Regions from separate parts of the Homo sapiens genome. Here region 1 is linked to region 2. Evidence: chromatin loops called from intact Hi-C (ENCODE). Cell type or tissue: IMR-90. All regions are shown on one strand. Each heading gives the region's core, and the rest is flanking DNA. Links, peaks and the distances in the headings are about the cores only. Region 1 has its middle 53 kb from the start of LINC02476. Region 2 has its middle 140 kb from the start of LINC02476.

Region 1 (11,220 bases), core at 1,130-9,129, 92 kb before region 2:
AGATCTCATTAAGTTATTAGGTAATTATTTTCCTGAGATTCCCACATGCTTATGTGTATTAAATAAATTTGGTTTGTCTTTTTCTCCTATTAATCTGCCTTTTGTCAGTTCAGCTTCAGCAAACCTTCAGTAGGCAGAGAGGAAATTTCCCTCTGGCCCTACACTAAACTAAACATGTAGTTTAAAGGTTTAATTTTAAAAAATACAAGGAATGCGTTTGAGATTTTTTTATATGCTAAAGGAAAAAAAGGTTTTTTTTTATTTTTCTATATATTCCGAAATCAAAGGTACATGTAAAAATATTGGTAGACCTAATGGAAGATATGGCCTCAGTTCTTACTCTGTGCCCAAATGTCGGCAATTCTTCAATACAGAAATTCACATTTGATAAAATATTTCAAGATTCTGGAACACAGAATTTACCCTAACTGGAAATATTCATACTACTACTTATTTTAACTCCCAATCACATATTTTTCTCCTTATCTTACTTCACTTAGCCCATTACAAATAACTGAAATTAATGTGTTTTATTTTATGTTACTTTTAAGTTGTGTTAGCTTCTTTAAAGTGGTCCATACCAAAATGTTAGCTAATTTTATTTTATATGGTAACTGTTTCCTTGGTGGTGTTATAAGTTTCAATTAAGCCTCACCTCAAAGAGAAAGGTTAAGTAATAAAGGTATTGTCAACATTGTAGTTTTAATAGCTATTCTTTATTTCCCAATTTATGTCATATTTACACCTATTGATTTTATAATTGAATAGAACAATTTAATTTAGAGACTACAGATATAGGAGACTTAGCTTGAACTTAAATTCCATGTTCCTCACTTATTACAGGCAAGTTATTAACCTCTGAGGCCTTTGATTTCATCTTTAAAATAAAGGTAGTAATATTTATTTCTGCTTTATTCTGAGGAATAAATGGGAAAGTATATGATAAAATGCAAACTTAAAATGTTATTTTCTGTCACTTTCAGATACAAAATGAAAATTCAGAATTTAACTGACTTTCACAAGTATATTCCAAGTTGGTGGTAAAATAAACACTAGAATCAAATGTTTGTATTTTTTGAATATTTATGTATAATGCCTTTCAGTTATATTGATAAAAATAATGCATGCTTTTATTGATATGTTATTAGGTTGAGGTGAACAATGTAAAGTTTATTTGTACTTTTCTATTTGTTAGGGCATCTGGAAAAAGCACAATCTCTTTTATATTATAAACTTTTATCTACACAATTTTGTAACATGAATAGAGAACTTCCAATCACAGAGAGAGTAAAAAGTGGAGCCAGTATTGGAATGTAGAAAAACATTGACTTTCAAAACTAATTTTTCTAATATATTACTAGGTTCTGTATTACATAGTATGGGATAATTTAGAAATATAACTGATAGAGAATTAGGTTATAAATGGCTAAGTCTGTTTAGAGAAAAGAGATAAGCACAATAAAAATAAATGAGTACATGTTATAAATAACATTTGAAGACAATATGAAAGCTCATGAAACAGCATAGCTTACTTGACAAGAGAATGGTATAGGCAATATACATGACAGAAATTTAAATGAGGTGAAACAAACCTCTCTCTCTCTCTTCTCAGAACCTGGCTAATAGACTTGGAATGGCAGGTTTGATAGGCTTATACTAGTTCCCCATCCAGGTTTAATTTCTCATATCACCCATTAACTTCAACCTCCCTTTATAACAATATTACCTATGCCTATAAGGAAAATGTTTCTTCAGATTTCAACTGTTATGTACTCTGCAATAGATACTGGATATTTTTTGTACATTTGTTCTGTCAATGTATTTTCTTTTTCCTCTTAGAAACATTCTCTGACATGAATTAAATCTTCGATTAACTGAACTTTGTACAATATCTTGTACACTCAGAATTGCACACACTGGCCTCATAACCTTCTTAGATACTTGTATCAGATTAGGTTTGGCTTAAATATATATCAGGCTAGATTTTTTTAACTATATACTGCTTATAAGACACATACATAAAAGGGCATAGCCTTCTATCTGGGCACAACCTTTTGTGTGTGTATGTGAATTCGCCCATCTAAGTGTAAAGATTCCATGATCAAAACAAAACAAAACACACAAACAAAAAACCATGAGGATTTCTATCAGGATTCACTGAGTTATATTTTGGTAGCAAATAAACCTCTAATCCAAATGATGTATGTAATTTGTATGTCTAACATGGATCAGCAGAAGAGCTTTGATGATTATTGTCTGTCTTTCAGATACCCAGATAGATTGAACAACCACTATCTCTTATGTTGCTGGTTACTATGTTAGAAGAAAGAAGCTCTGGGGCATCTGGCATAAGCAATGTATTGTTCCAGCCTAGAAATGACATGTAATAATTCAGCATTCAAATGATCTGTCTGAATTAGTCACATGGACCAGTTACCAGTGGCCTAGAGACAGAAGTAGGGAAAATAGTACATATTTGTAATCAGCACCTCAACTGCAAGACTGGCCTTGCCCAAGTCACACCTTTCCATAGCTGACCACATCTAGAGACTGAGGTGAGGTGAACTAGAGAGGCCTAGCCATTTCCATCACTATTAGGCAACTCTGACAGGCAATCCTTTTTCCAGATATTTTATCCTGTTGGCCAGAGTTTTGACAATTTTGCATCATAGCTTGACTTGATTTCACTCTCTGTCCAATTCTGCTTCCTCTCCCTTCCTTTAAGGTGTGTTGATTCATAATAAACATCTTGTGCTTTAAACTTCATCTCAACAGCTGCTTCTGGTATACCCAACCTGTGATAGTCTGAAATTGATTCAGACCTTGTGAACATAACCATTTTACCTTGAAGAACATTTAATTCCTTTATTACATACACTGTCTAATTCTATTTTTGTTAACTTTTCTTTTCTAAGAAGGGTGAGGAAGTACATTTGCCTGTCATTTATTTTACAAAAACAAAAACAAGTATTTTCAATGCTTGAAAGTTAAAAGTCTGGTTTCATGATTTCTCTAAAAATTATTTTGCTATAGTTAATTTAATATTTATTTTTAGTCTGGATTCTGGCAAACATAGTGTTTTTATTTCTTTCTTTATTCATCTATGTGTTCATTTGTGTGACCGAAACTAGATATTTTGTTCCTTAATAGATCGTTTTTCCTTCTACATTAATAGAGCCTTTAATTTTTATCAGTTTTATACCCACTCAAAATTAACACTATATTTTCCACTATTCCTTTTAGATAGATGTGAACATAGACTAAATTGCAGCCAATAATATAACTATGATAGGTTTGTTGTCCAATGCACTGCAAGTCAATATACTGAGACACTAAGTTGAAGCAAAGAAAGAGTTTTAATTTTAAGGCTGCCAAATGAAGAGGTAAGAGGACTCCTCAAATCTGTCTCCCCAAGGAATTTGGGGCTAGGGTTGGGTTCTTAAGCGTTTTGGTGTCGACCAAAGTGTGGAGACCATTGATTGGTGGAAGAGTGCAGGGTGAAGTCATGGAACAGAGAGGTGGAGAAACTGCATTTTCATGCTGATTCAGTTCTGTTGTGGGGGTCTTCAAGCTGTTTGGGGTCAGCTGTTCTGCTGGCATTCACAATCTGAAAAATGGTGATCCTTTAAAAAAAAGTCTTATGATTTTAACATCAGAGATCTTAACTATAAGAACAATCAGGATGCAAATTAATTCTTAAACACAAGCTTTATAGTTCTAATATCAGAATTCCTATCTATAGGGGCCATGAAGATGCAAATGATCAGTATCTAGTGCTACCTGTTAGTTAGAAGGAAGTAGATCAGAGTGCAGCCTGATTAATGCTTAAATATAGCTATATTTCTGTCCAGAATTCTTGTTAGCCCTGTGAGGATGGCTTCAAAAAGATGTATGAGAATGCGAAATTACAACCTCTAGGACAGAAAATGAAGAGGGGATCTTATCATTCACTTTCTAAAAATGCGGAAGTAATGGCTGACATCTAGCCATTGTGGACAATGAGGACAAACGGTATGATCTAGGAATGATGAAGGAAAAAATTGAATTTACTTAATTCTGGACAATGCAGGGCAACACATCATCCCTGCAAGGCCTAGATTTGGTCTTATATAACACAGAAAATTGTTTTAGCCACCACTAATTTAGACTTACCCTTGTATGCAGCCAAACTTAATTCTTACTGATACAGATCATTTATTAGTTATGTGTTTTGCATGGGAGTATCACTGATTCATAAAAAATTGTTTAAGTAAATGATCAATATATTCACATATAACATAGCATAATGATTTAAATCTTAACTTTGATCCAGTTGGTATGCATTCAAGCACTGGTTCCAACACGTATTAGCTTTATGGCCTTATACACCTTACTAAGTCCCTCAAGGCCTCACTTTTTAGATTGTTAACTTGTGTTAAAAATAGTATCTGCTTCACAGTTTTGTTGGGTGCATTGAATGAGGTAATATATGTCAAATACTGAGCCCTAGGCATAGCACATATTAAAAGCTCATAATATTAGTCATTATTGATTTTCTTATATATATATGTAATGATAAACTATGCTCAAAGTAAATGGATGGCATACTTTTGGTATAGGCAAAAGATAAAAATAAGTAAGCCTATCTATTCAAAGGAACAACCATAAGGCTATTTGATACTGGTGTGTTTAAATCATGAGGGAAAAGATGATTTATATTCCTAAAATGATACTACATAGAGTCCATGATTTTTTTAAAAATCTGCTGTTTTCCCTAGCTATGATGGATATTTTTTTTTTGTTTGTTCACGAAGGTATTGTATCTAGCATTCACAGAAGTAGGACCCTCACTATGGGCAATTTAAAAAAAAAATGGTGACTCCATAAGGAACACAAAAGCCTTTAAAGAATTCTTGCCACATCTTCTCACTTATTTTAACATCCATGAATACATGCAGTCAGAATTCAGCTCTTTGTGTAATTTAAGTGTGACTAAACTTTGAGTAATCAGTTTTGTTCTCTGTATGCTTAGCTTATCTGTCATTCTTGAGGAGAAAAAACTATACCTAGATTATTCACATTCTGTATTGCTAAAAATAAAAATATCCACTCTTTTTTAGATAAAGTACACCATTTATTTCCTATATCATGCTACTTTAAAGAGTGTATTTTTTTATTTAATGTACTAGTATTAGAAATACTTTCATTAAAATGTTTAATTCTTTTAAGACTCCAGGTTATTATAAGCTAAACTTTCTCCTGATACACACTCAAGGGTGATTTCAGGGCCTACCCTGCTATTTCATGTAGTATATAATAAGCAAGGCACTGGGAATCATGATTCTACTAATAACACACTCTATGAATTTAGCTGTCATGCCAGATTTCTAAGTGTAACTTTCTAAGCAGTAAAATGAGAGGCGTCTTCTACAAAGGAGATTCAGATTTATTACTTAATTTGTTACATGATCTGCAAAATATGAATAATCTACATTATTTCTTACATAACTAGAATTGTGAACTATAGCATGTTAGGTAACACAATATGAATGTTAGCAGCACCAGAATAAATCCTTAATAGTTAAATAACTGTGGGATCTAAAAGTAAGCTTTTATCAATTTGAATAAAGAAATGTAAATACAGTCAGTCAACTGTATTTAATACACTAGATTTCACATGTGTGTATTCAACCAACTGCAGATAGAAAATTTTCAGGGGAAAACAAATGGATGGATGTATCTGTACTGAACGTGTACAGACTTTTATTTCTTGTCATTATTCCCTAAACAATATACTGTAACAACTATTTACATAGCATTTGCATTGTGTTACTCATTGTAAGTAATCTAGAGATAATTTAAAGTATATAAGATGATTTATGTAGGTTATATGCAAATACTAACACCATTTTAAATCAGGGACTTGAGCACCTATGGATTTCAGCATCCACTGGAGGCCCTGGAATGAATCCCCCAAGGATATTAAGGGATGACTGTAGTTTTACACACTGAGTTAGTTTCTGTGTGTGTGTATAAGTGTGTGTATGTAGCAGGGAGGGTAATTGCAATTTTGATTGTAGCATTAACATATGGTCCATGATTATGGGTAATTTCTTAGTTCAATTTAAGCAGTTTCATAAAAAAGAAAGCATGTTTATAGAGTGACTTAGATCAGAAACATTCCAAAATTTGGCTACATTATAAGAAATATCTGCTATTTATAATGTCAGCACCAAATAACATGGATTTGTTTATTTAGGGATGTATAATACACTTCTGGAACAATCAGTTTCTTCTGATAGTGAATCATCTTAGGGAAACTTTGTGATATATGCAAAGATATTCCATGGGCAATCACAGAAATTTCAAAGATGATTCATGCACATAAAAATCTATAAATCTAATTCTAAAAATGGGATTAGATTTTTTTGAATGGTTCAGCAATTTTTAAGAACCTGTGATTGCTATATCACCAAAGTAGTTCAGATCAGAATAAGTATATTCATTCTATCAGTACCTCATTCTGCGACCTTATGTTCAGTTTAAGGATTAGTATTTGCATGTCGCTGAGTATCTCAGCCTTTTTTTTTTTTGCTTTTGCACTAAAGTTCCAATTTTCTAATAGGTTGATATCTGCCCTATTACTTTTAGTATAATTTTTATATCAATAGGGTTTCATGGAATAGAATTTCCAAATTCTTGAATTCCAAAAATTTTCTGAGTAAGAATTCCAATGAATCTCCTCAGAATTTTGTGAAAAGAAAGCTATGTGACAGCATTAGTGTTGCTATAAAAATGGATATCTTTAAAAAGAGGAGGATAAAGATAGATTTATTTAATATCTTACACTGTCAAATCATGCCATTAATTTGAATTGCATAATTAGTAGGAAAAAAAACCTGAGATAAAGACAATGAAGCTAGGCAAACCACTTTCTTACTCTATTAGATAAACTATTGAAAGCTTTTTTGCCTTCTCATGCTAATGTCATAGATCTAATCTAGAAAATAAGTGGGTTTTGTTGTTGTTTTTAGTTGTTTGTTTCTTTTTCTTGTCTATAACACATTTACATATTTCTCACTGCAATGTTATTTGAACTTCTTAGGTCATGATTGTTAACAAGAAAACTAGCAGTATATAGTTGAAAAAACAGATCGTTAGTTTGTTGGTGACAGAACTCAAGGTACTGTTATTAGAAAGATGTTGATTCCTATTCTAGATCATTTATGTTTTCAAATACTTATAGAATGAGTTTGTTAATTTCCATCAAAAAATTTTATGGACTTTTTGTCTGAGTTCACATTGAATATATAAATCAAAATGTAGGAAAATGATACATTATCATTACTATCTTAATATATTAGAATGGTAAGTATTTATTTAGGATTTTATTGTAATATTTTGAAATTTCAATATTTTTCACATTTAATGATTTCAGATTTCAGAATTTCAATGGTTTTCAAATCTATTTATAAAACTTTTGACAATGTTATAAATGGAATTGATTTATTAATTTTATTTTCTAATTGTTTTCTATTGTATATAAACATACAATATATATTTGTATACTTGCTTGAGTCTATCAACCTAACTAAACTCACTTATTAGTGCTGATAGTTTTATATGGATTAGTATAATTTCTAAAAAAGTAATGAGATCATCAACATATGTTGATAATTTACTTGTTTATTCAAATTAATGTTATTTTACTATTTTTTATTTGAATATAATGTTAAATAGATGTTTTGAATAAAAGAGAGCGAATAACATTGCCTTATTTTCTGTTTTTTGATAGACAGTTTTAATATTTCACCAAATGCATTCAATAAAATGTTGACTAGAAGAGTCATTCTTCCCTTGAACTCAGCCTATGAAGGAAGTTGTTCAGTATTTCACCATATAACTTATGACATAATAACTTTCTATAATTGTATATTATCTGAGCTTTTTTGTAAATATCTTTTATTAGATGGATGAAGTTCCCTATTAGTACAGAGTTGAGAGTTTTTATTATGGATATGTGTTAGAAGTTTTTCAAATGTTGTTTCTAATGTTTTGAACCGAACTTTTAATTTTTATTTTTTACTTCTTATGATTTATTATCCTGTTAATGGTGTGTGCACTATTTTCAAATGAAAAAAAAGGAAAAGAGCCTTTACATCCCTGGAATAATTCACTTGATCATGATATATTGTCCTTTTTATATATTGCTGGATTAAATTTGCTAATATTGATTAGAAATTGAACAATGAGAACACTTGGACACAGGAAGGGGAACATCACACACCGAGGCCTGTTGTGGGGTGGAGGGAGTGGGGAGGGATAGCATTAGGAGATATACCTAATGTAAATGACGAGTTAATGGGTGCAGCACACCAACATGGCACATGTATACATATGTAACAAATCTGCACGTTGTGCACATGTACCCTAGAACTTAAAGTATAATAAAAATATATATATATAAAAAAAGAAATTTGGCTTCTATATTTATAAGTGATATTTGCCTGCCATTTGACTATATTATGCAAAATAAGATTATTTCAAAAATATAATTCATTTTCATGAATCTATGGTACTATTGATATATTTATATATGTATTATGATTATAGATACAAATTCATTTTTTTAACAGAAATTAATAAAAGAAAAAAGATAGCCATTTATATTTATCTATTCTTGGTCTTTCATCTTCTGGCATGGCAGTTCTGGAGTTTCAAGTCTGCTTTAGATGAACAGTTTCTAATTTTAGTATGCTTTGTCACAGACTCCAGCTCTTCAACTGCCCTGACCCTTAATCTCTGCTTTTTCAACTCAGTAAGACTGCCATCCTGTTTTGCTTATCTACATTTTTTGGTTCCCCCAACACATACTCTGCTTTTATTTCCCAAGAACTTGACATAGGCCACAAGCATATATTTGGTTAAACAGGGATCTCATTTTGCTTTTTATGTCTTTTTTAAAGATTCAAAGACTCCTATTCAATGAATAAAAATTTTGCCTTATTTATTACAGTTGTGTAAGACAGAAAGATCAATATGCTTCCAATTAATACTATCATGGCTAGATATGGAAGCCACTTTTGCTTGTTGTTTTAGATTTTAATAAGATCTTATATTCTACTTGTCTCTGTGAGAATGGTATGAGAATTTGGCCTTCATTAACTGACTAATTCTATTCTTGTTGTAACAATATAAGGATAATATTGTGAACAAAATTATTACACAACACTTTAAAAAAATCTATGATTGGTAAATTTTATCTGAATAGATGGGAAGAAGCATATGTAAATGAATCTACCTGAGGAAAACATTATGATTTGGGATTCTCTTCATGCAGTGACTGACTTGTAGGGACTCTTGTAACTAAGTATGCCCCTTCCAGAGAAGCATTTAGGGGTTTAAAGAAAATATTTGGCTTTTGTGAGGCATAAGATTTTTAAGTCAAGGTAGCTCCCATCACTGAATCTTAGTTCCATGTATCGTGTATCATGTGGACAACTACAAAGGAAACTCACTGAAAAAGAAGAGCATGTTATAATTGTTAATCTAGATCCACCTATGTAGACTGGAACTAAATGTGGCCTATAATATAGTCTTAGAAACTTCTGGTTTCAGCTAATGTCCAGCTGAAACTAAAAGATCTCTTGGTGTTTAATGCCATGAGGCTTTGTGCACAGCCTACATGTTTTTGATGAAGCCAAAATAATGTTTGAAATCCATCATACTAAAATGATCAGTCTGCATTCCACTGAGTCAACAAAGCCATCATACTAACACGGTTATTCTGCATTCCACTGAGTCCAGATCTTACTTCTGCCACATAGCTTCTTAGGCCAATTCATTGTTATTTCTGAGTCCTATTCTTCCAGAGACTAGCTTTTGGCAATGCCTTTTTTTCATCTGCCTCCTCTAAACTGCTTCCTTTGTGGACTGTTTCAACAGCCATACTCCCAAACACAGGGCATTTGAACTTTCTATTTCCCATATCAGAAACTCTGCTGCCACAGATAATTTCATGACTCACTCCTTAAATGTAATGTATGAACATATGTGCTGAAATGTTTCTGCCCTATTAGAGAAAGAGGAGGAGAGGGGGAAAGAGAGAGAGAGACAGAAACAGAGAAAAAGGGAGGGTAAGGAAAGAGAGAGACAGATTATGTTGAGTATTTGCTTATGTGTTTATCATATATCTCTCCCCCATAAACACACAAATGCACACACACCCCTCATAGGCTGTCATCTGAGGTCCCTGGGTGGTAGAGCTTTGTTTTGTTCTCTGCTTTGTGACTGTCATCAGGAAGAGCACCTGGCTTACTGTCATGATTAATTTTATGGGTCAACTTTACTAGGCCACAGGATTTCCAGATATTTAGTCAGACATTATTCTGTGTTCTGCCAGGGTGTTTTTGGCTGAGATCAACTTCTGAGTTAGTACACTGAGTAAAGCAGCTTGTCCTCCTTAATGCAGGTGAGCTTCCTTCAATCAGTTGAAGGCCTGAACAAATCACAAAAGCTAACCCTCCTCTGAGTGAGAGAGAATTTCTCTTGCTTGACTGCCCTTTAACTGGAACAATTGGTCTTTCCTGCCTTCAAATTGAAATATTGGCTCTTCTTGGGTCAAGACTGCCAGCCTTTGGAGAGGAACTACCCCATCAGCTCTCCTGGGTCTCTAGTTGGCCAACTCACCCTGTTTCTCTGGAGAACCCTAATATACTTACAATAGGTGCTCAGTATACATTTCTGAAAATGTTTCATTTTTTCTTACCCATCAGGACATAAATGTGGTTCCTGGATTCTACGTTTGTAATAAATGAATTTATAATTAACAAACCGTAACTATGATATAATTATATCAAAATTAAGCCAGTGTGGTTTAAGAGAAATACAGAGTTTTAACCTTACATATGCTATTATTTCTCTTAGGTAGAAGAAAATGGTATTTGTTATTTTCTGGTGCTAACGTTAAGAATGTAAATATTTTATAACTGGAATATTTTTAAAGAGCTTAATAAATATTGGAAAATGCTAACAGAAGTTTGGAAAGAGTATTTGCTAAGTGTAATAGGAAGGGGAGAAACTTAACTGAAGTAATTAATAGATTTGACTATATGAAATTTAGCTTCCATATGGCAAAAAAATAGCATTTAATGAATTTAAATAAGGAATAGAGGGAAAAAATTTCAATAAATATGAAGTTAAATTAATATTCATTATATATAAAGTACTATTATGATTAAA
Region 2 (11,220 bases), core at 1,727-9,726:
CAGATGGCCAATGTTGTATCATATCCTATAATAAATTTCTTCTAGCTCCTTCCAACCTTTGAAAACCCTATAGCCTTCTACTTCAGCGGAGTTGAGATCAGACTTAGTTCTCATCTCCCTCCCCTATTGAAATAGCCTTGAGTGAAAAATTCCTTGACTATTCAACTTTGACATGATTTTTTGCTTTGATTGAATCAATGATCAAATTATTTTAGTAATTTATGAAAAGACCTTTAACTTGACTTATTTTGTTGCACAATGGAAAAACAAAAGAAAACAAATAAAAATATAGATCTTGAATAAGATAACCTGGATTTGAGCTCAGTTTTCTCTATTTTCAAATTATCAAAGAATATAGTTCATATCTTCCCTGTTATTGAGAGACAGGACTAGTTGGATTTCCTAGGCCGACTAAGAATCCCTAAGCCTAGCCGGGAAGTTGACAGCATCCACCTTTAAGCAGGGGGCTTGCAACTTACCTCATACCCGACCAATCAGGTAGGAAAGAGAGCTCACTACAATGCTAATTAGGCAAAAACAGGAGGTAAAGAAATAGCCAATCATCTATTGCCTGAGAGCACAGCGTGAGGGCCAATGATCAGGATATAAACCCAGGCATTCCAGCAGGCAACGCTACCCTCTTTGGATCCCCTCCCTTTGTATGTATGGGAGCTCTGTTTTCACTCTATTAAATCTTGCAACTGCAGTCCATTCTGGTCCGTGTTTGTTATGGCTCCAGCTGAGCTTTCACTGCCATCCACCACTGCTGTTTGCCGCCATCGGAGACCCGCCACTGCCTTCCATCCCTCCAGATCCGGCAGGGTGTCTGCTGTGCTCCCGATCCAGCAAGGCGCCCATTGCTGCTCCTGATCTGGCTAAAGGCTCGCCATTGTTCCTGCACAGCTAAGTGCCCGGGTTTGCCCTAATTGAGCTGAACACTAGTCACTGGGTTCCATGGTTCTCTTCTGTGACCCACGGCTTCTAATAGAGCTATAACACTCACCGCATGGCCCAAGATTCCATTCTTTGGAATCCGTGAGGCCAAGAACCCCAGGTCAGAGAACACAAGGCTTGCGACCATCTTTGAAGCAGCCCGCTGCCATTTTGGAAGTGGCCTGCCACCATCTTGGGAGCTCTGGGAGCAAGGACCCACCCCCCACCCCCCATAAGATTATCACCAAGTAAATATTAACAACATATTAAATTAAAGAACAGGAACACATATATTGATAGCACCTTATGTTTATTTGTCATCACTGAACTTATTTTTGTTTTCTATATAATGTATAGATTTAGAATTTGCACAACATATGAAAGATTAGACAGAAATATGAATAAATTCTGTCTGGTTATTACCATTCAATATTTTATAAGTTGCTATCTCTAAAAAGAATACACTGAGATGTTCTTTTAATGTGGCTTTGTTGTAGTTCTGGCAATTAACATATCAAACATTAATTCATTTAAATGAAAGAAAACATATCATTATTCTAATATGGCTAAGCAGAGCCAAGCTGTTGTGAGATTTGCATAGACATATCATCAAATGGCAATATCTGATCAGTGACAACACACCTTCCAGTCTACATATTTTTCCTAGTTGTGTGATATACCTTTGATATAATATCAGTGTTACAAAAATTATAATTCCACTCACTAATTTGTAGTTGCTTTATAAAAGCACTCTCTGAGTTGAATTATTTCATCCAGAGCTCCTGACACACAACTTGATTTTAGCTAGAAAAGCCAGTCAAATAATATTTCAGAAGCTATCAACAAAAAAAGTCAACAGATTACCCTACATAATAATAAAGATCTTTTATATTAAAAATGTCATAAATACAGTTAATAGACAAGCAATATTTTAGGGAAAAAATGTACAACATATATAAAGGGCAACAGTTTAGTATATAATAACCTCCTAAAATAAATAGAGTAAATTAATCAGTAGAATAATGGACAAAAGAAAGGTACAAATACTTGATTTAAAAAACTATGAAACAAACTACAGTTTGCCAACAAACAGAAAAAGATGTTCAAGAAAACCAGCAATTTTTTTGTGACAATCAATTCAAACCAAAAAAATTAAAACTATACACCTATTAGATTATTTTTAAAAATTATTCTTAATATTCAGTTAACATTGATATTAGAGTGATATTTTATCTAAGTTGATTTTTACAGAAATATTTAACCTATTTATGTGGGTGTGTGAATGTTCACTGAAACACTGTTTATAATGGCTACATTTTACTCATAATATAAATATCCACTGATTAGGGAATGGTTAAACCATGTGTGATGCATTCATTTGTAAAAATTACAAAATCATTAAGTCTTTCCAAAAGCTAAGAGTTCTAAAATAATGTTCTAGGAGGACAGAGTTTAAAAAAGCAAAAACAAAAAGTGATTTGAAAATTATGCATAAGTATTAATATATTTCATCCCACATGTTACAAAAAATTATATATGTTTGTGTCTATGTATGTACACATACAAATGCATAGACATACTCATATCAAATTTTTTATTATTGTTACCAATTGGTATAAGATTAGATAATTAAAGTAGGGCTTTTCCTTGCATCATGTATACTTGTTTAGTTTTCGACTATTTGCTTTTTTACAATGAAAATACATTGATCTGCTGCTAGTTTGCTTAAATTGTTTTCGTTTTAAAATGGTAAAATATAAAATAGCTAACATCAAAGCTATTCCAAAATTTAATTATTTTAGAACAAGAATTTTACCTGGAATGATAAATTTCCAGAAGTTATATTTTTAAAATTTTAATGATGAGAAAATGCTAAAAGTATTTAATTACAGGTATTAGATGTGTCATTTCTTTGTAAAAGTATATAATGTCCTTACAATTTTCAAGCTATAAATATGTAAATTTAAAAAAATTATCTTGATTACACTGCTGGAAATAGTCAAAGATTTATTGGGGCTTACTATGAATTCCAATCAGTGATAGTTAACTGGAGCCCCATGGTGATCACTTAGTCAATATCAGATAAGCTATGAGGACATTTCTGATTATCACATTCTTATCAGATTAAATTTATTTCCAGCAATAACTACTCAGTGGGTTCCACTTGGAACTCTTATTACTGCTTCTGCGGGATATAACATTTAAGAGGGTAGAGTATTGATGACATTGAACAAACACATAAAACTTCATTTGACTTTAGGTTGATCTTCACTACCTTGCAGAAACAGTGCCTTACTTAGTTTTTCATTCATGTAGCCTATTTCTGCTGATGTTTATTCTTTGTTTTCAACTGATAACTATATTTAAATCACATATCTTTCTTTTTTATTTTGTTTTTGTTTTGTAAGTAGTTGTCTCATTTGCTATTGGAATTCTGGAGTTAACATTGTCAAAGGACTTTAGTTTAAGCCTTCGTATGTTCATTCATATTCAAGCTGAGAGAAAGCACCTATACTGAATTAGTAAGCCGTGCTTTTATGAACCAGATGCTGATCCCAAAAAGTCCTCAATAAATAGAACCCTTTCTGTTTCTAGGTTTCTGAACAGACTGAACAAGAATATCTAACACTTCTACAGTTATTCAGTTCTTATACATACCAGGTAATGTTCTGAGTTACACTCTTATTCATTCCTCACAAGTATCTGAGTTAAATGGAATTTTATTCCCACTTTACAGATTAAGAAGTGAGGAACAAATAAATGCAATAGAAGATGATATTCCTAATATGTAATAGGGCTCTGATTTGAATGCACACTATTAGGCTTCAAATATACATATATATACACACATATATGTATACATATATACATATATATATATATATATTTTTTTTTTTTTTTTTTTTTTCTGATGGGCACCGTGGCTCTTGCCTGTAATCCCAGCACTTTGGTGGGCCAAGGTGGGTGGATCATGAGGTCAGGAATTCAAGACCAGCCTGGCCAAGATGGTGAAACCCCATCTCTACTAAAAATACAAAAAGTAGTCAGGCATGGTGGCAGGTGCCTGTAATCTCAGGTACTCAGGAGGCTGAGACAGAGAATTGCTTAAACATGGGAGACAGAGGTTGCAGTGAGCTAAGATCAGGCCACTGCACTCCAGCCTGAGTGACAGAGTGAGACTCCCATCTCAAAAACAAAAACAAAGATTTTTTTTCTTTTTTCTTTTCCTTTTTTTTTTCTTTTTTGCAGGGGAATGGGGAGCAGGGTTGTTTTGTTCTGCCTTTAAATGCACTGAAGATGAAAATAAAATTAATTTGTAAGTGAAGAAAATTGTCACAGAATGCAGTCTGACTCAGAAGCCAAGCTTTCAACCACTGTTCCGTACTATGTCTTTTTTGTGCGTGTCTATGCTTATGTTTATATCTACATATCACTCCATATTTATATAGGATATATATGGATATATATGCTTAATTTGCATACCATACCTAACACATAGTTATTTTAGTTCATGAAATATATCTACTTCATAAATTACATTTTTCCAAAAGCTAACTCATCAAGTCAGAATGGAGACTAACAAGTGGAGCACATCTTGTTCCTGTGTAGGTTCTATATACAGGATTAGTTTCTTTGCTGTGAATCATAGACAATTTACTATGGCCATCTGGGCTTGAAAACCAAGAGGGGTTCCTGGCTCCCCAAACAGAAAATCTTTATGAAATGTTGTAGTCATCTATGTAGTACAACTTTGAGAAATAAAGTGAGAGGTTTGCCTCTAACAACCTCTGGAATTGAACCCAGCAGTCTTCTCTCTTATCACTCATTGTTAATGCATGGCACTTGGTCATCAGTGGGTTGAGATTTGTGGTTAAAAGAGAGGCCATGTGGACACTGGACAAAGATCTTCAACTTCACTAAGTCTACATTTTCTCCTACCTAAATTAATATAGGAACAAATCACTCTGCTATTTATCATAAGTCTCTGGCACATAGTAAGTCCCTGGTAACATCAAAAAATTCCACAAAATAAAAATTATATTATAAAATCATTACCAAAAAGAGTAGATATTTTTTAAAGGAAGAAGAAAGTGCAAACAGGGTAGATTAAGGGCAGCAAAGGAGCATAATCTCAGTGTAAAGAAGAGGAAATTAGTCCCCTAGGGGATACAAAATCAAAGAGCAAGAACCCAGGAGTAGAAGACAGACAAAAGTCTCAGTTGATCTTATACTTACAGTAAAAAGAATCTGGTAAGAAATGCTGAAATTTGAAGAACTCCTCAGATCATAAATTCAGCAAGTTTTGGAATGACTCAGGGGAATTTGAATGACAGTTCTCCAGAACTATAAAAAAAATTCTAAAAACATATTTCCCATTCTCTTATATAATAATATTTACATTGAAATCTGGGAGTTTATTCTCAGAAAAGAACAGCTTTATCCTTGAAAACAGATCATTGTATGCTCTTATAAAGAACTCTGTTACAACTGTAAAAAAAGAACAGTCACGATATAGACATGACATTGTTATCTAAAATTTCCTCTTGTTTCAGTGCAATAAATAGAAGTAGAGTGATGTCCACTCAAGGTTAAGTGTGAGTATTAACAAGAAGTTTAAAGCCTTCTCTTTTATAAGTTGAAAGCAATCAAATAATTACATCTCTTAAAAGACATTAGGAAATAACTGATTTTTTAAAAGCTAAAGATTAGAAACATATATGCAGAAGTTCTTATGAATTTGTAAGCAGTGAATTACTAATAAGTATGCTAAAGTTTATACTGACCCATATGCAGAAGAAGACTTATATATAAATACTTGCTGTTGGATTGTTTTCAGTAGCGACATTGGAAACAACCTAAAATCAATAGACTTGCTGAATACATTAAGACAATCCCATGCAATACGTTGTTATTTACTAATTAGTAGGACTAAAGTAGATTTATGTGTGCAGGTATGGAAAAAACAATCTAAGGTAAAATAAGTAAAGAGAGGAAATGGCAGATAAATGTGTGGCTATGTATGTATGCATATTTATGTCTCGAAGTATATATAACAGTTGTGTGTGTATATATAATGTGTGTATATATATAAAACAGTTGTATGTAGTTGTATGTATATATAGATGTTGTTGCGGGAATCAGAGAAACGTAGAGACCAATGGGTGAAACAGGAATATTTTATTAAGTGGTCACTGGCCCAGCAGATTAACATCCAAAGGCTGAGCCCTGAACAAAGATACACTTGACTTTTATACACACTTCTGAAAGGGGGTTGGCTGGTTTGAATGGCGCGGTGGGAACTTAATGGTGCAAAACTCGTGGGGCAGGCAAGCAAGCTTACAGAAGCAGAACAAAGTCAATTAATCAGACTGTGACGGGTTTCGTAACCCAAGCATAGCTTGTGACCTTGCAGCTGCATTGAAGGAAAAACAGGAATTTACAAAACTTGGGAAATTGAGAAACAGTAGAGGGATGAGGAGATAGTAAAGGAATTTGTTTTTCTTGTCCTTGCTCTGATGGCGTGTTAGGAAAGTCTCTGGGACTCATTCCTGTGGACTCTGTCTTCCTGGATAGCGTTATCATGTCTCGGCCAGGGCCCTGCCTATTGCTGGCCTTGGAGTGATTCAGCCAAGTACAGGAAAAACTTGTTTTTCTCTTTTAACTTCTGCTTCATTCCCCGCTTTGATGCTTTTTACAAATGAGGTTTAATAGAAAGCATCACTATTAATTAATTCTTCATGTAATGGTAGATTTTCTTCATTTGGCAAAGGTTGATATTTAGTTAGAGCCATTAGTTGAGTGGTAGTTTGCCTGGTTACACAAGCCTCTGTGGTCGATTGAATGTGTTTAACAAGGAGGGGTAAGAGGCAAGGGAGTATTAAGCAACTTCCTAGTATGGCCAGAACTATTCTTATTAGAGTTTTAAATCCTCCAAGGGATGAGAACCAGCCTCAAAAGAGAGAATCAGGAGACCATCCTTTCCAAGTCTGGACTCGAACATGGGCTAATTTTTGGATTTTGGCAGTTATATCTTCGATGACTTCCCATTGTCATAAATTTCTAGGCAGCAATTAGTTAGATTGAACTTCCTGCATACCCCTCCCTTCTGGGCTAGGAGGTAATCTAAGGCCAGTCTATTTTGATAAATAGCATTTCTCATTTTTGTGGCTTGCTGGACGATTAGATTTAAGGTCCTTGCAGTGTCATTAGTAATGATTTCAAGCACTGCCTGTAACTCTATGATGTGGTTGAACATGTAAATAGGGGTGCGGCCATACATTCCATCTTCCCCCCAAGTGGCTGGTCCATAATATTGGATTATTCTTTCAGGGGGCCATTTGTCATCCTTCCAATTCCCTGTGGTTTTACTCCTTTTATCTCTCTTTTTAGTTTCATCGTAGACAGGGTACCCTAAGGCTCCTCCTTGCTTTAGAGGGATTGGAAAGAAGGACAGTCTAATTGTCCTTAGTACACAAACCACTGTCCATTTTGCTGGCAGTTGCTGATATTCGCTTGGCCCATAGATCCAGTAGAGGCCAGAGGGTGCCTGCCAGGTATTTGGAGCTTCAAGTTGGTACCAAGAGTGGTTTAAAGAAGGGAAACAGGAGAAGGGGCTGGGATGAGGTGATGTGGAATTATTTTTGCCCTGCCATGAAGTTTTTCCTAGCATTTCATTGTAATATTGGTGTCCTAGGCAAGTTAATTCTCCTGCTGGGTCTGTAAAGGGTTTTCCCCAGTGAGCAATGCAGAATCTTCTGATAATAGAGGTTTTTAAGAGCCAGACACTCGAGCTCGTGCGCGTTGGTTCAGGAGAGGAGACAGAGTGAAGTTATCTTGGGGCATTAGCTGTCTTGCTTTCCATGGCCATTGATCCCCCATGTTGGTTCTTACGCAAACATAGCATGAGGAGTCCTGTAAACTGCTAGCTGTGTTTTCAGCTAGTTGGGCAAACAGATTTCCGGCCAAAGGAGGGGGCTCAGGAAACTTCTGGTTGATATGCTCATAGAATGACTTGAAAACTCTGAATTGTTGAACAGGTCTGGATTTTCTTCATGATATGTAAAAATAACATTTTTAAAGACAGTTTTTCCCTCTTGATTTTTGGTTAAATAGGAGTATCCTATTGGTGCTTCTATTCCTGTAGTCTGTATCTGTATGTTTGGCTTTAAGATGGTGAAATTTACAAGACTGCAAGCATTTGCTTTACAGTCTGGGTCTGCTGGTATTTGGGTAAACATGACCTGCCTTTATTTAGTAGCCCATGTTGCGCAGTCCCAGGTGGAGCAAGCCGGGGGAGTTCTAACACTTTTACAACAAGTTCCTACAGGAAAGGTTGAGTCTCTGAACGTTGCCTGGCAAATATTTAAGTACAAGGATATGGTTCCTTTGTGGAAAGGGGGGTACCTTGTTTTCGTTTAAAAGGGCTCCCTCTTCTGACCCGTCACAGATTTCGAACCACGTCCCAGGTAAGAATCTAGGGTCATAACACACATAAGGCTGGTTATTTCCTGGGTCACAAATTGAGTAGGTGGTCTGGTTGTGAGTACAATTTCCTAGGTGGGTTCCAATACACTCACAATAAGTATGGTATAATAGAGTTCTGGTTTATAGTGCTTCCTGACCATGTAGTATGAGTGCATACCTCTTAGAGTTCTCCGTTTAACATAGATAAGGGGACCAGCAATAATAAGGTAAAGAGTAGCATACTCATACCCAGCAGGCACAAAAGAGGTGTTTACCCAGAGGAGGGGGTTGAGCAAAGCAACAGGACAATAGTAAAACAACTAGTGTTACAAGGAAAATTACTAGGCTCAATATTTCTAGCCACATTTACTTCCCTGATGATGACTCAAGCTTTGGCCATGCATAGACTAGTCAGCTTCCAGGGTGACTAGAGCAGGGCTGTTGTTGTCTCCACTGGCGACTCAGTCTCAACACAGGATCAACCTGGGGGATGGTTTGGGTCCCAATGGCTGGTCCATTTGTCTCGAGCTTCCGGTTTCAGTCAACTGTGGTAAATCCAAGGCACAATTCCTGCAACTTTAACAGCAGTGGGAGTGGACAAGATTATAGTATGGAGCCCATCCCATATGGGTCCCAAAGTGGTTGGATTCCATTGCTTAACCCAAACAGTCTCCAGGTTTAAATGGGTTCGCTGGTTCTGTTAGGCTTATGGGCATTCTTTCCCGTACTCAGCCATGGATTTCTTGCATGACTATCCCTAAAGCCTGCATTTGTCTCCTTAAGGTCAATTTCCCTAGTTCACAGAGATCACCCTTAATTTGACCTATGATAGGGGGTGGCTGGCTGAACAAGGTCTCTTAGGTAGAATACCCAGTTTGTTTGTTGGGGGTGCATCAGACTCAGAGGAGGACCATGGGCAGGATCTGATCCCATCTTAGATGAGTTTCTTGACAATATTTTTTCAGTAGCTGTTTGAGTGTCCAGTTCATGTGCTTCACCTTTCCTGAGCTCTGCAGCCGGTAGGCTGTGTAATTTTCATTTTATTTTTAACAGCCGTGTTAGTTCTTGAACTATTTCAGCTACAAATGCCAGACCATTGTCTGACCCTAGAGTTAGGGGCAGTCCAAATCTGGGGATAATGTATCTTAACAATACTTTAGTCACTTCTCATGCTCTCTCTGTTCTAGTGGGGAAAGCTTCGACCCATCCCGAGAAGTTGCAGACGAGCACCAGCATGTACTGGTAGCCCCTCATTTGGGGCATCTTGTGAAATCTGCAAGTAGGTTTTCACAGGGTGTGGCCCCCATTTCCTGAATTCCCGGGGGGCCAAGTGGGCCCTTGTCTTGGGTTGTTCTGGGCACAAGTTAGACATTGTTTACAAATGTCTTGGGTGATGGCAGTGAGCCATGGCACATAGTAGCATTTCTAGTGCCATTTTCCCCATATGAGTTCCTTAATGGAATTGTCTTACAAACTTGAAACTCCCATTTCAGGGATAGCTAGTCCCCCATTGGAGAATTTCCACCATTCTCCTTCAATGTACTTTCCAGATTCTCAGGCAAACCAGGCCTTCTCATTTGAAGAATAACTTGAGACCTCTGGGAGGGAGGGATCTGGGAGGAGAGGCATATCTAGGGTTTCTTTCTTAAAATGCAGTGTAGTCATTGTTGCCCATTTGGCCTCCCTGTCTGCCTTTCTGTTTCCCATAGTCTCTAGTTTTCCTGCCTTTTGGTGACTCCTGCAGTGCATAATGGCCACTTTCTCTGGGGCCCATACAGCGTCTAAGAGCTGCAGAATTTCTTCTTTGTGTTTTATTTCTTTGTCCCTAGCAGTTAAGGGTCCTCTTTCTTTATATATAGCCCCAAGAACATGCAACATGGCAAAAGCATATTTGGAGTCTGTATAAACATTGATCTTTTTGTCTTTTGCCAGCAAAAGAGCTCATGTCAGGGCTATTAGCTCTGCCTCTGTAGGCAGAGGCTGAACCTCCACTACTGAGTCCAATGTTACCACCATATACCCAGCTCAGCGGACCCCACCCAGTATAAAACAGCTCCCATCTGTGAAGTATTCAACACCTGGTTCTCTGAGGGTTTGGTCTGTAAGGTCTCCCTGGCTTGAGAACACCTTGTCTACTGTTTCCACACAGTCATGAAGGGGGGCTCCCAACTCTATCAGGAGCAAGGTGGCTGGGTTAAGGGTATTTACCGTTTCCAGAGTTATATAAGGATTTTCACATAGGAGACCCTGTTACTGGGTCATCCTTGGATTTGATAACCAATGATGCCCTCTCTGGTCCATTAATGTTATAACCAAGTGCGGTACCCAGATGGTCAGTTGTTGCCCTACAGTCAGTTCGTCAGCTTCTTGTGCCAATAGGGCAAAGTCAGTTAGTGCCCTGAGGCAAGGAGGCCACCCTAGTGCTATGGTGTCTAGCTGCTTGGATGAGTATGCCACTGGCGATGCCATGATCCCATGACTTGAGTCAGGACCCGTATAGCCATTCCTTTTCATTCACGGATATATAGAAAAAAAAGGCTTAGTTATATCTGGCAGTCCTAAGGCTGGGGACTGAGTTAAGCCTTCCTTGATTTGCTTGAATGTCCTCTCCTGGTCAGCCTCCCAGAGGAGGGGCTCCCTTTCCCCCTGCTTTGTGGCTTCAGGTAAGGGCTTGGCCATTACTGCAAAATTTGGGATCCAGATACAGCAGAACCCTGCTGCTCCCAAGAATTCTTATTTGACACCAGGTGGTTGGAGTTGGAAGCACACAAACAGCCTGCTTTTGTTCAAGGCTGAGCCAGCGTTCTCTTTGGCTTACTATGA

The links. Peaks named below come from ENCODE experiments on the same cell type or tissue, not always from the same donor. Only the 100,000 strongest peaks of a DNase experiment are listed, where the experiment ranks them.
Region 1: a loop joins it to region 2, with 2.0 times the contacts of the local background. A loop is called at or near these places in 2 of 110 quality-filtered maps.

Annotation. Positions count from the first base shown.
Region 1 is chr7:119,955,066-119,966,285 of GRCh38, forward strand. No RefSeq gene overlaps it. Among named protein-coding and RNA genes, the nearest start is that of LINC02476, 53 kb to the left of the region's middle. In IMR-90, for the core only: no CTCF peak of the experiment used is centred there; a DNase peak (open chromatin) is centred at 4,946.
Region 2 is chr7:120,046,711-120,057,930 of GRCh38, forward strand. No RefSeq gene overlaps it. Among named protein-coding and RNA genes, the nearest start is that of LINC02476, 140 kb to the left of the region's middle. In IMR-90, for the core only: no CTCF peak of the experiment used is centred there; DNase peaks (open chromatin) are centred at 6,371, 6,781 and 8,801; H3K27ac peaks cover 3,775 bases.